Regions from separate parts of the Homo sapiens genome. Here region 1 is linked to region 2. Evidence: read pairs that join two places in POLR2A ChIA-PET (ENCODE). Cell type or tissue: PC-9. All regions are shown on one strand. Links, peaks and the distances in the headings refer to the core of each region. The heading gives the core; the rest is flanking DNA. Region 1 overlaps LOC124902866 (a long non-coding RNA gene). Region 2 overlaps PLEKHG6 (pleckstrin homology and RhoGEF domain containing G6).

Region 1 (5,371 bases), core at 212-5,211, 160 kb before region 2:
ACATCAGAAGGAACAAACTCCAGACACGCCGCCTTTAAGAACTGTAGCACTCACCGCGAGGGTCCGCGGCTTCATTCTTAGTCAGTGAGACCAAGAACCCACCAATTCCAGACACAGTGTGACAGACAAGCCATGGAGAATCTAGACAAAGAGGGCTGCACGCCAGCACCGTGAGGCAGGAACACGCCTGCTGTGCTCTAGGCACACCCAAGTGAAATGCTGAGGGGCAAGGTGGGAGCATCAGTTAGGGCCCTGGGGGCCACGAAAAGAATTTGGAGTGTCCTCTGAGAGAGATGGGGACCACTGGAAAATTGCGCAGAAAAGTGACATGGTCTGATTTACGTTCTAAGGAAATCGTTCTGGGTGCTCTGTTGGGAACAGACTGCGTTAGCGGGGGTGGGGATGAGGGTGGAAGCATGGAGAGTCATTAGGGGGCTAAAGCAAAGTTTAGGCCAAAGATGATGGGGGCTTAGAGCAGGAGAGGAGGGATGGAAAGGGGTGATCCGGTCATATTTTGAAATAGCTCTGGCAGGATCTGCTGACGAAGTCTACATGGGGTGGGAGAGAGAGAAGGGTGGAGGATGGCCCAGGTTTTGGACCTGAGAGGCCTGAGTCTGTATCATAACCAGCCTGCAAGGCAAAAATGGGTCTCGTTCTTCCTCACCATATCCTCAGGAATGTGGAGTGGGTGCCGGGCCAGGACGATGATCAGGGAGAGAGGAGGGGAGCAAGGACAAAAAGACGACATGGGGGAACCGGTAGGGGAAGAAGGAATATCTACACTGTGAACATTCCTAAAGTCCTGCCTCCCCCACGAAGTCTGTGGGACTAATCTGACGAGTGATGACTTCCTGACCCTTCTCAAGGGAATTCTTGCACCCACCTCCCCTCCACACTTCCCAGCTTCAACTCCCATCCTTGAACAAAAGCAGCACGTTAGTAACCTGCTGGTTGAGAAGTAACATAGGTCACTGTGGGATTCACTATCACATGGTCAGGCTATGAACTTGACTGCTGCAACAGCCCCAAACACCCGGGAGGAAATGAGCTAGGATGCATTTCTCCCTCATGGAATTCTCTGAACGTAAGTAGTCCAGGGCTGCTCAGCAGCTCCACAGGGCAGAGAGCCAGCCCCAGCTGTTCCACCCTGGGAGGCTGGCCTCATCTCATGGGCTCAGACAGCCCATCACCACATCTGCCCTCTGGACGGCCAGAAGGAGGAAGCTGGGTCAGGGGCGTGCGGGGATGGAGCTGCGGGTCCGGGGAATGAAGGAGGGAGGCCCCTGCCGCTTAAGGACATGCCCAGAGGTTGCCTCCGCCCCTTCTACTCACATCCTATTGGCCAGAACTTGTCCCTGTGGCTACCCTGGGTGTAAAGGAGCCTGGGAAATAGAGATTTTATTCTGGGGAGTCATGTCTTCAACTAAATCAATGACTATGGTAGAAGGAAAGGCGAATTTGGGGCCAGTCATGGTGGCTAACACCTGTAATCCCAGCAGTTTGGGAAGCTAAGGAGAGAGGATCACTGGAGTCCAGGATCTCAAAACCAGCCTGGGCAACATAGTAAGACCCCGTCACTACAAAAAATAAAAAATAAATAGCTGGGTGTGGTAGCATGTGCCCATAGTCCCAGCTACTAGAGAGGCTGAGGTGAGAGGATCACTTTGAGCCTGGAAGGTCAAGGCTACAGTGAGCCGAGATCACACTACTGCATTGCAGCCTGAATGACAGAGTGAGAACCTGTCCAGAAAAAAAAAAAAATTAGGGAGACTGCTAGCTGCTCTGGCACAGGGATGTCCAACGCAGTTGCATTTGACCTTAGTGTTAGGTTCCTACTCCCTGTGTGAGCCTCTCAGGATGGAGCCCAGCTTAATTTTATGCCTAGTGTTCCATTATTGGAACGCTAAGCATGCGGGAGTTATTTATATCCCACTGCTCTATGTCATTGCCAAGGTCTGATTTTTCACACGTCTGCAATTCAAAAAAATTGCAACATCCGGCATAAATGGGTTAATCCCCTTCATTTTACGCACAGACTTTTCCAGCATATAAAGCATTGTCACCCACATAATTGTACTTGGTCTTCACAATATGCCATGAGGTAGGTAGTTTAATTCAATTTTACCCATAAGAAAAGCAGGGTTTAGCAAGGTGAGGCGATTAGCACAGGGCCACAGGCTGATGAATGCTGGGATTTGAACTCAGACCTTCTCTCCAGAATATTTGCTCTCACCCCTCACTAGCAGGGAGTAATGGGGTTATTGTGAATGTGAGGGTGAGTGGATTTCTACCACTTATACCACCACCACCAGAAGCTTTCAGGAAAGACAGCAGCTAAAGATAGGTGTGACTTGATAGAGCACAATCCCATCACTCTCACAGACACAGAAAAATCTGCTCCAACCCTGCAAATCAGCGTGATATGGAGGGAAAGGCACAGGGCAGAGCAGCCAGGACCAGGCCTGGGACCAGGCCTGACTCAGCCAACATCCCCCCGTACAGACAGCCTCCATGTCCAAAACTGCATCTGTGATGATCAGCTTGTGTCTGTGCCACACCAATGTTTAATTTTTTTTTTTTTTTTTTGAGACAGAGTCTCCCTCTGTCGCCCGGGCTGGAGTGCAGTGGTGCTATCTCAGCTTCCTGCAAACTCCGCCTCCCAGGTTCACGCCATTCTCCTGCCTCAGCCTCCTGAGTAGCTGGGACTACAGGCGCCCACCGCCATGCCCAGCTAATTTTTTATATTTTTAGTAGAGACGGGGTTTCACCGTGTTAGCCAGGATGGTCTCAATCTCCTGCCCTCGTGATCCTCCCGCTTCAGCCTCCCAAAGTGCTGAGATTACAGGCATGAGCCACTGTGCCCGGCCTGTTTAATATTTTTAATATCATCCCTGGTGAATCTGTTCCTGGTGGGTCCCATAGTGTCCTGTTGTGTTGAGAAAGCTCTCTGAGCTTCAGTTCCACATGTACAAAAAAGAAGAAGCAAACCTTCCCCTCCCAGCCACCCCCAGCTCGAAGCACACCAGCACAACCAAAAGAGGTGACATCAAAGGTCCTCCTGAGCCCTTGGCATCATCCACCTCAACAGCCTCCCTGCCATACCCACAGCTCATCCATCCCAATTTCCAGTCCTGTAGCTGCAGCTCCCCACTGCAGGCCTGCAGACCACTCCTGGAGTAGGAGGAGTAGGAGTAGGCTGCAGCCCACTCCTAAGTGCACAGCAGCTTGGGAGAGCGGGCAGAAATTGCAGGGCCTTAGAATATCCAAGTGGAAGGAACTTCAGAGACTGTCTAATCCCACGGCCATGGGGCCCCCGAGTGGCAGAGCCTTGATGAATGTGCATGACACAGAGGGGGCTGCCCTCAGGCTTTCTGCGTGTTGCCCTGTCTAATTCAGGAGTAGCTAGGGGACCCTCGAGGCCCCACTGCCTGGCGTTGATCCCAGCTCTGCCATCCATATGGCCTCAGACAAATTAGGCAGCTTCTCTGTGCCTCAGTGCCTCAGTAAAATCTAGACAATAATGACAGCGGAGCACCCACCCAGTATGGTGGTTGTGGTGAATAGATGAGTTAATACGGCCGGGTATGGTGGCTCATGCCTGTAATCCCAGCACTTTGGTAGGCCGAGACGGGAGGACTGCTTGAGTCCAGTTCGAGATCAGCCTGTGCAACATATCAAGACTCTGTTTCCACCCAAAATAATAATAATAATTAATTAATTAAAAATAAAATTTTCTTTGGGAGGCTGAGGCGGGCAGATCACGAGGTCAGGAGATCAAGACCATCCTGGCTAACACAGTGAAACCCTGTCTCTACTAAAATATAAAAAATTAGCCGGGCATGGTGGCATGCGCCTGTAGGCCCAGCTACTCTGGAGGCTGAGGCAGGAGAATCGCTTGAACCTGAGAGACGGAGGTTGCAAAGAGCTGAGATCGTGCCACTGCACTCAAGCGTGGGTGACATAGTGAGACTCTGTCTCAAAGTAAATAAATAGGCCGGGCATGGGCTCACGCCTGTAATCCCAGCACTTTGAGAGGCCGAGGCGGGTGGATCACGAGGTCTGGAGTTCGAGACCATCCTGGCCAACATGGTGAAACCCCGTCTCTACTAAAAATACAAAAAATGAGCCAAGTGTGGTGGCAGGCGCCTGTAGTCCCAGCTACTCAGAAGGCTGAGGCAGGAGAATCGCTTGAACCCGGGAGGCAGAGGTTGCAGTAAGCCCAGATCGCACCACTGCACTCCAGCCTAGCAACAGAGCGAGACTCTGTCTCAAAACAATAAAAAATAAAAATAAGTAAATAAAATTTTCAAAAGATGAGTTAATACAGTAAATTCTTGTCTTCTTTTCTTCTTCTTCTTCTTCTTCTTTTTTTTTTTTTTTTTTTTTTGGAGACGGACTTTTGCTCTTGTTGCCCAGGCTGGAGGGCAGTGGTGCAATCTCGGCTCACTGCGACCTCCCGAGTAGCTGGGATTACAGGTGCCCACCACCACACCCAGCTAATTTTTTGTATTTTTAGTAGAGACAGGGTTTCACCATGTTGGCCAGGCTGGTCTGAAACTCCTGACCTCAAGTGATCTGCTTACCTTGGCCTCCCAAAGTGCTGGGATTACAGGTGTGAGCTACTGTGCCTGGCCAATACAGTCAATTCTCATTATTCATAGTGGCTGTGTTTTATGGAGTCACTGCAAACACTGAATTAGTGAATGCCAAACCAGTGCTCCTAGGGGAGATACAAGGGGAGGTTCCTGTGAGCCTCTGGTCACATTTTCATCAACAAATCAATGCATAACTTTTTCTTATGTGTGTTTCTGTCTAACGACACCTTATTCAATATATATTGCTGAATAATTCACATTGAACTCATAGCCAACAGCACTATAACTCATGCCTGCACGAAGCTTAACTACTAGACATATTTTCTCCACATGACACATCACAGCTTTCTCTCACTTAGGAACTCTGGACAGCACTTCAGCATGATGCTGGGACCATTTTAAACAGTGGAATCACCAACACGCAGCAGAAAAATGCAAAACACATGGTACCAAGTAGACCTTGAAAAGGACACTTGCTTGTGGTATGAGCTGAAACAAGAAGGCAGACTGTCACCTTGTTCACCCTCTGCTGGGAATGTGCACATCCTGCCAAATTTTTCTCTGCTCTGTGTTCATGGATGGCCATGCAAGCACTGTGAGTATTGATTTTGGCAATACAAGTAAATTGTATGGAGTAGACAAATTTTTATTTTTTTATTTTTATTTTTTTGAGATGGAGTCTTGCTCAGTTGCCCAGGCTGGAGTGCAGCGGTGCTATCTCGGCTCACTGCAAGCTCCACCTCCCATGTTCACACCATTCTCCTGCCTCAGCCTCC
Region 2 (5,371 bases), core at 112-5,111:
AATTCTTTTTTTTTTTCTTTTGAGACAGAGTCTTACTCCATCACCCAGGCTAGAGTGCAGTGGCATGATCACAGCTCACTGCCGCCTCAACTTCCTGGGCTCAAGTGAGTCTCCCAGCTTAGCCTCCCAAGTAGCTGGGACTGCAGGTGTGTACCACCACACCTGGCTAATTTTTTGCATCTTTTTGTGGAGACAGGGTCTTTCCATGTTGTCCAGGCTGGTCTTGAACTCCTGAGCTTAAGCAATCTGCATATCTCGGCCTCCCAAAGTGCTGAGATTACAGGCGTGAGCCACCGTGCATAGCCCTGCCATGAATTCTTGAGCAAGGGTGAAATCAGTGTGTTTCCTCTTGAATTAGGTTTTCAGGAAATCAGGTAGCAGTGTGCTGGGTGGGCTGGAGGAGGGAGAAATTGGTGACAGGAGGTTTATTGTACTAGTTTGGGTGTGAAACATGGAAGGTTTAGTGCCACAGCCTTAGGGAGACATTGCAAAAAGGGACAAAAAACAAAGGAGAAGAAAGGACCTAAAGAAGAGGGAAGAGGCCGGGCGCGGTGGCTCACGCCTGTAATCCCAGCACTTTGGGAGGCCGAGGCGGGCCGATCACGAGGTCAGGAGATTGAGACCACGGTGAAACCCCATCTCTACTAAAAAAGACAAAAAATTAGCCGGGCGCGGTGGCGGGCACCTGTAGTCCCAGCTACTCGGGAGGCTGAGGCAGGAGAATGGCGTGAACCCGGGAGGCGGAGCTTGCAGTGAGCCGAGATCGCGCCACTGCACTCCAGCCTGGGCGACAGAGCGAGACTCTGTCTTAAAAAAAAAAAAAAAAGAAGAGGGAAGAGAAGGGGGAGCCTTAGGGATACTTTGGTTAAAGTCTATACTGAATTCAGAAAAATCCAGGTTCAGACACCGGTCCTACCAGGTCCTAGCCATGTGACCTTGGGTAAGTTATATGACCTCCCTCAACTTCAATTTCGTCATCTGCAAAACAGATATACACAATGACTACCTGCTTCCTAGGGAGATTCAAAGCTGTCATTCGGCTTAGGCACACAGCCTGGGGCCAGCACTGGGCACAGGCTCAGGAACTCCAGATACCCAGCGGCAAAGAGCACAGTTGGCCTCCCGAAGCTTCAGTTTGGAACACTGCATTGGCAATGGGACCCCAGACAGAAATGCAGTCATTAGAAAGGGAAAGGGAAATGTGTTTGTTTAGTTATTGCTTCCTCAGTGAGGTGGCTTTACTGTAGGAATATTTAAACAGCAGCGCTTTGAAATTGAGGCAGCCAAGATATAACCTAGTGGAGATATCTTAGGGGCTTTGGGAACAAAAGAAACAGAAACAAAGACCTGGAATTCAAGTGAAAGAGGAGGACAAAAAACACACCCCAAGGGGAGGCAGGTGGGTTTTGTGATGACAGTGGTCTCCCATCTGCCCTGTCCCCTGCTTCCGGCTCGGTTCACTGTCCCCTCTGCATGGCAGGGACTTCTCTCCACCACTTCCACCTAAGCCTAAACACACTTTCCACTAGGCTGGACTGACTGGCAAGTGACATCATTCTGGTGGTTAATCAAATTTTCTTGGCCAGGCGTAGTGGCTCACCTCCTCTAATCCCAGCACTTTGAGAGGCTGAGGCAGGCAGATGGCTTGAGACCAGAAGTTCAAGACCCAGCCTGGCCAACATGGCAAAACCCCATCTTTACAAAAAATACAAAAATTAGCTGGGCCTGGTGGCGCATGCCTGTAGTCCCAGCTACTCGGGAGGCTGAGGTGGGAGGATCACTTGAACCCGGGAGATAGAGCCTGCGGTGAGCTATGTTCCCACCACTGCACTACAACCCAGACAACAGGGTGAGACCTTGTCTAAAAAAAAAAAAAGTTAAATAAAACATTTTCCTGAAGGCTAGAGGCTCAAGGGGGAGCCCAGGGACAAAAGCGCAAGCTAGTGGCATCGGTGTCCCTAGAGCCCCAACTCCCCAGGATAGCCAGTGGGGCTGGCAGTGAATGGCAGGCTGCCTTTTTTCCTTCGGAACTGCCACCTCCACCTTCAGAACTTTCTCCTCTTTTTTTTGGTTTTTAGTCACAGAACAACAGCCAGACTCTCACCTTCTCCCTTTCAGAATCCCAAGAGCTACTGAAAATTACGGGTATTTTACTATGCAAAACAACTCAGTCCCCTGGTAGTCTCACTCCAGGCTAACAGGAAAGATCTGTCAAGATCTATAACCAAGATATGCACCAAGGCTCCCTGGCCTTCCTTAGCAAAACAAAGAAAACTGAAACTTTGAAATGACTTTTCCTGCTATTGTCTCACACCAGATTATTAGGGAATCCTCTCTAGAGCCATCAGTCTTTATACACTGAAGAGGGCAGTAGAAACTCTGTTGGTCCCTTTCATAGAGCAATCCCCAGGGGGCAGACTATTGTTTTCTCACCCTGGCAGAAACGTTGACTTGCAGATTTATTCCTAGCGGGTCTAGCTGTGATGACTCACACTTTTAGAGAAAGTAAGCTTCTCCAGGGAGAAGAGACTGAATCTTGGGGAATGCCCAGGGACTGAGAAGAGGAAAAGGAACAGAGACAGGAACAGAAAGAGCCGTCAGAGATGGCGACCAAGAAATTAAAGCAGGGAGACTGAAGGAGGCAGCCGAGGCTAAGAGCCAGGGTCTGAAGGAGAGGCCCGAGCAGCTGTCAGGGAGTTACTTCACCTCTTGGGGAGTTGCAGTGCACGCAGGACAGACAGTCCGCAAGTGGCCAGGCACAAGGCCCAGCACTGTATGGGCACTCCATAAATGTTTGCCGTTGTCATCATTAGAAGAAAGGGGTGGTCTTTGGGGCCTGGGTAGGGCCTGCTGCTGACTGGGGAAACGCATCCGCATCTGTTGCTCAGGAAGTCAGTGGGCACGTTTCAGAGTTCGGTTTTAGTCCGGCACTGGGGAGTTCTGGGAGGAGAGTGGGTGAATCTAGGAGCCACCCCAGAGACAGCAGGGAAAGGAGGCATTTCCTCTCCATGGGTACAAAGGAAGAAGAATCCTGCTAGGGGCCCTCCCTTCCTCTTCTCAGTTTTGTAGGGGGGTCACATTCTGGCTTAAGCGCCAATTTCCTTTTCCTTTCCCGTCCCCTCTGCCCCCATGTGTCTCTCCTCTTAACCAAGCCGAGAAAATTCTCCCAGGGTTGCTGGAGAGGCTTTGGGCTCGCTGGGAGGCACCTCCAAGAGCCCCATCCCGCCCATTCCCCCGACCCCCTACCCCGTACTCGGGGCTCCCCCTCGCCCCCCTCCCCCCCCCGCCGCCTCCTCCAGCCTCTTCCTGGGGTCGGGCAAGGGGCAAGTTTAGCAGAGATGATGGCATTGAACGTCCCTTACAGAAACCCTGCTTCCTTCCAGTTCTTCTTTCCCGTAACATCCCTTCCTTGGCACCCGAAACACAAACCTGAATTTGGGTCCTGTGGGGCAAAAGGGCACCCCAGCAGGACAAGCAGATCGGCCCAGCGCCTCCACCCTCTCTTTTCTCACTTCTTCCCTCCCTTCACATGGAGTTGGGAGATGAGGCCTGGGAAAGAGGGAGTCCTGCCCCAGGTCCCGGCCCTGGCAGGTTTCCTACCCCCAGGTACCCTCCCCTGCTCCGGCCAACAGACCACATCTTATGAGAATGCTGTCAGCCTTGGGAATAAGTGACTGGAGAGCCAGAAAAAGCAGAATGGGAACTATAAGCCTGGTGTCATTTTCCTATCCCTGTTCATCCATTTCGTCTCTTGTCCTGACCCAGCTGCTCCCCGGGTTTCTTGAGAGGCTTTGGGAAAGTCCAGGTGCCCAGGAGTTGCTGGCTCATATACTTCAAGCTGGGGAGATAGTGGAAATATTTAACAATTAGTATAGCATGGGCATCAACCAATCAGAAAGGAGCGCTGCACTAGAGGTCCTCTGCTGTGCCAGAGGTTATCTCCCTTAGTTGCTAGATCATGGGGATGGGGGAAGTGGTTGAGGCCCAGGCAGCAGCCATTCCCTTACCAGCATGGAAGACTTCAATATTTTAACAAGGATATGGCCATACCAGCAAGTCCTGATATCAGTGCTGCCCACAGCAGCCACCAGTACCTCCCTTTTGCCAAGGCTTGCCTCCGCCTCCAACCTCAGCTCTGCCACCTTCTCTTCCCTCTCCCTCCCCCTCCCCCTCCCCAAGCCAACAACCGACCTTCTGTAACTCTTTACCCTTCAAGGCTGTCCTTGAAAGTGTTGCAGTGACTGAACTAGGACTCAAAGAGCAAGGCCCTGTCCCAGCTCTGCTTCTCCATACCTGTGGCACCTTGAGCAAGTCACTTCACCTCTCTAGGTCTAGGTTTCTTGTCTGTAAAATGGGCTAACATTCATGTTCTCCACACCACAGGGCAATGATGTGTATCAAATGACCACATGTGCAAAAGTGCTTTGAAAATTTTTTCTCAGGTGGCGCTATTTCCTTTTGATGGTACCTGTATGAAATCGCTGAGGGAGGGAGAAGGCAGATAATATAATGCGTCCTCTCCTCAGCCTTCTAGGAACTTTCCTCCCTCTGAAGGACAGCAGAGTCCTCAGCCTGGGACAAAGCCCACCTCTGCCCACGTTCTGCCCTCCTGCTCCTCCCAGCTTCAGGGCAGAGGCCCAGGTGGTAGGAGAGGGATGCTCTTGAAGGAGCAACCAGTACCAATTCAGAACACTTATTCTACCATCACCACCAACCAGGGAGGGCTTCCTGAAGGAGGGGGAAGACCTGATAACAGGTCTGCCAATGGGACATGAGAAGCAGGAAGACCTGTACAGGTAGGAAAAGGGCCATTCTGTTCACCCCACTCACCCCCAACACTAGCTCCAGAGTTTGGTGCCACCAAATCCCGGCACCACCCCACTTTCTTATGGTAAGAAGTACCCCCTCAGACAGTTACTTAACCTTAGAGTCTCCATGTCTCAGTAGTAAGGTGGGGTAAAAATATCTGGTTCATGGGGTTTTTGTAAAGATTAAATAAGGTAATGTAGGCCGGGCACGGTGGCTTACACGTCTAATTCCAGCACTTTGGGAGGCCAAGGGGGGTGGATCACAAGGTCAGGAGTTTGAGACCAGCCTGGCCAAGATGGTGAAACCCCATCTCTACTAAAAATACAAAAATTAGCCGGGCACGTTGGCGGGCGCCTGTAATCCCAGCTACTAAGGAGGCTGAGGCAGGAGAATCGCTTGAACCCAGGAGGTGGAGGTTGCAGTGAGCCAAGATTGTGGCACTGCACTCTAGTCTGGGTGACAGAGCAAGACTCAGTCTCAAAAAATAATAATAATAATAAAATAAAATAAGGTAATATATGTAACGCACTTAGCAGGGTGCCTGGCAAACAGCAAGTGCTCA

What was found. ChIA-PET counts read pairs that join two places held together with the same protein. Peaks named below come from ENCODE experiments on the same cell type or tissue, not always from the same donor. Only the 100,000 strongest peaks of a DNase experiment are listed, where the experiment ranks them.
Region 1: POLR2A ChIA-PET joins it to region 2 with 8 read pairs; 2 of 35 experiments call an interaction of 5 or more read pairs at or near these places.

What each region holds. Positions count from the first base shown.
Region 1 is chr12:6,160,575-6,165,945 of GRCh38, forward strand. The region is part of intron 1 of LOC124902866 (a long non-coding RNA gene); the gene reads right to left. Among named protein-coding and RNA genes, the nearest start is that of CD9, 37 kb to the right of the region's middle. In PC-9, for the core only: no CTCF peak of the experiment used is centred there; no DNase peak of the experiment used is centred there.
Region 2 is chr12:6,321,017-6,326,387 of GRCh38, forward strand. All of the region lies in intron 13 of PLEKHG6 (pleckstrin homology and RhoGEF domain containing G6), which reads left to right. Among named protein-coding and RNA genes, the nearest start is that of PLEKHG6, 13 kb to the left of the region's middle. RefSeq lists enhancers at 1,916-2,457, 2,346-2,415, 2,466-2,555, 2,999-3,540, 3,541-4,080. In PC-9, for the core only: CTCF peaks have their summits at 2,339 and 2,541; DNase peaks (open chromatin) are centred at 1,055 and 2,455; H3K27ac peaks cover 2,365 bases.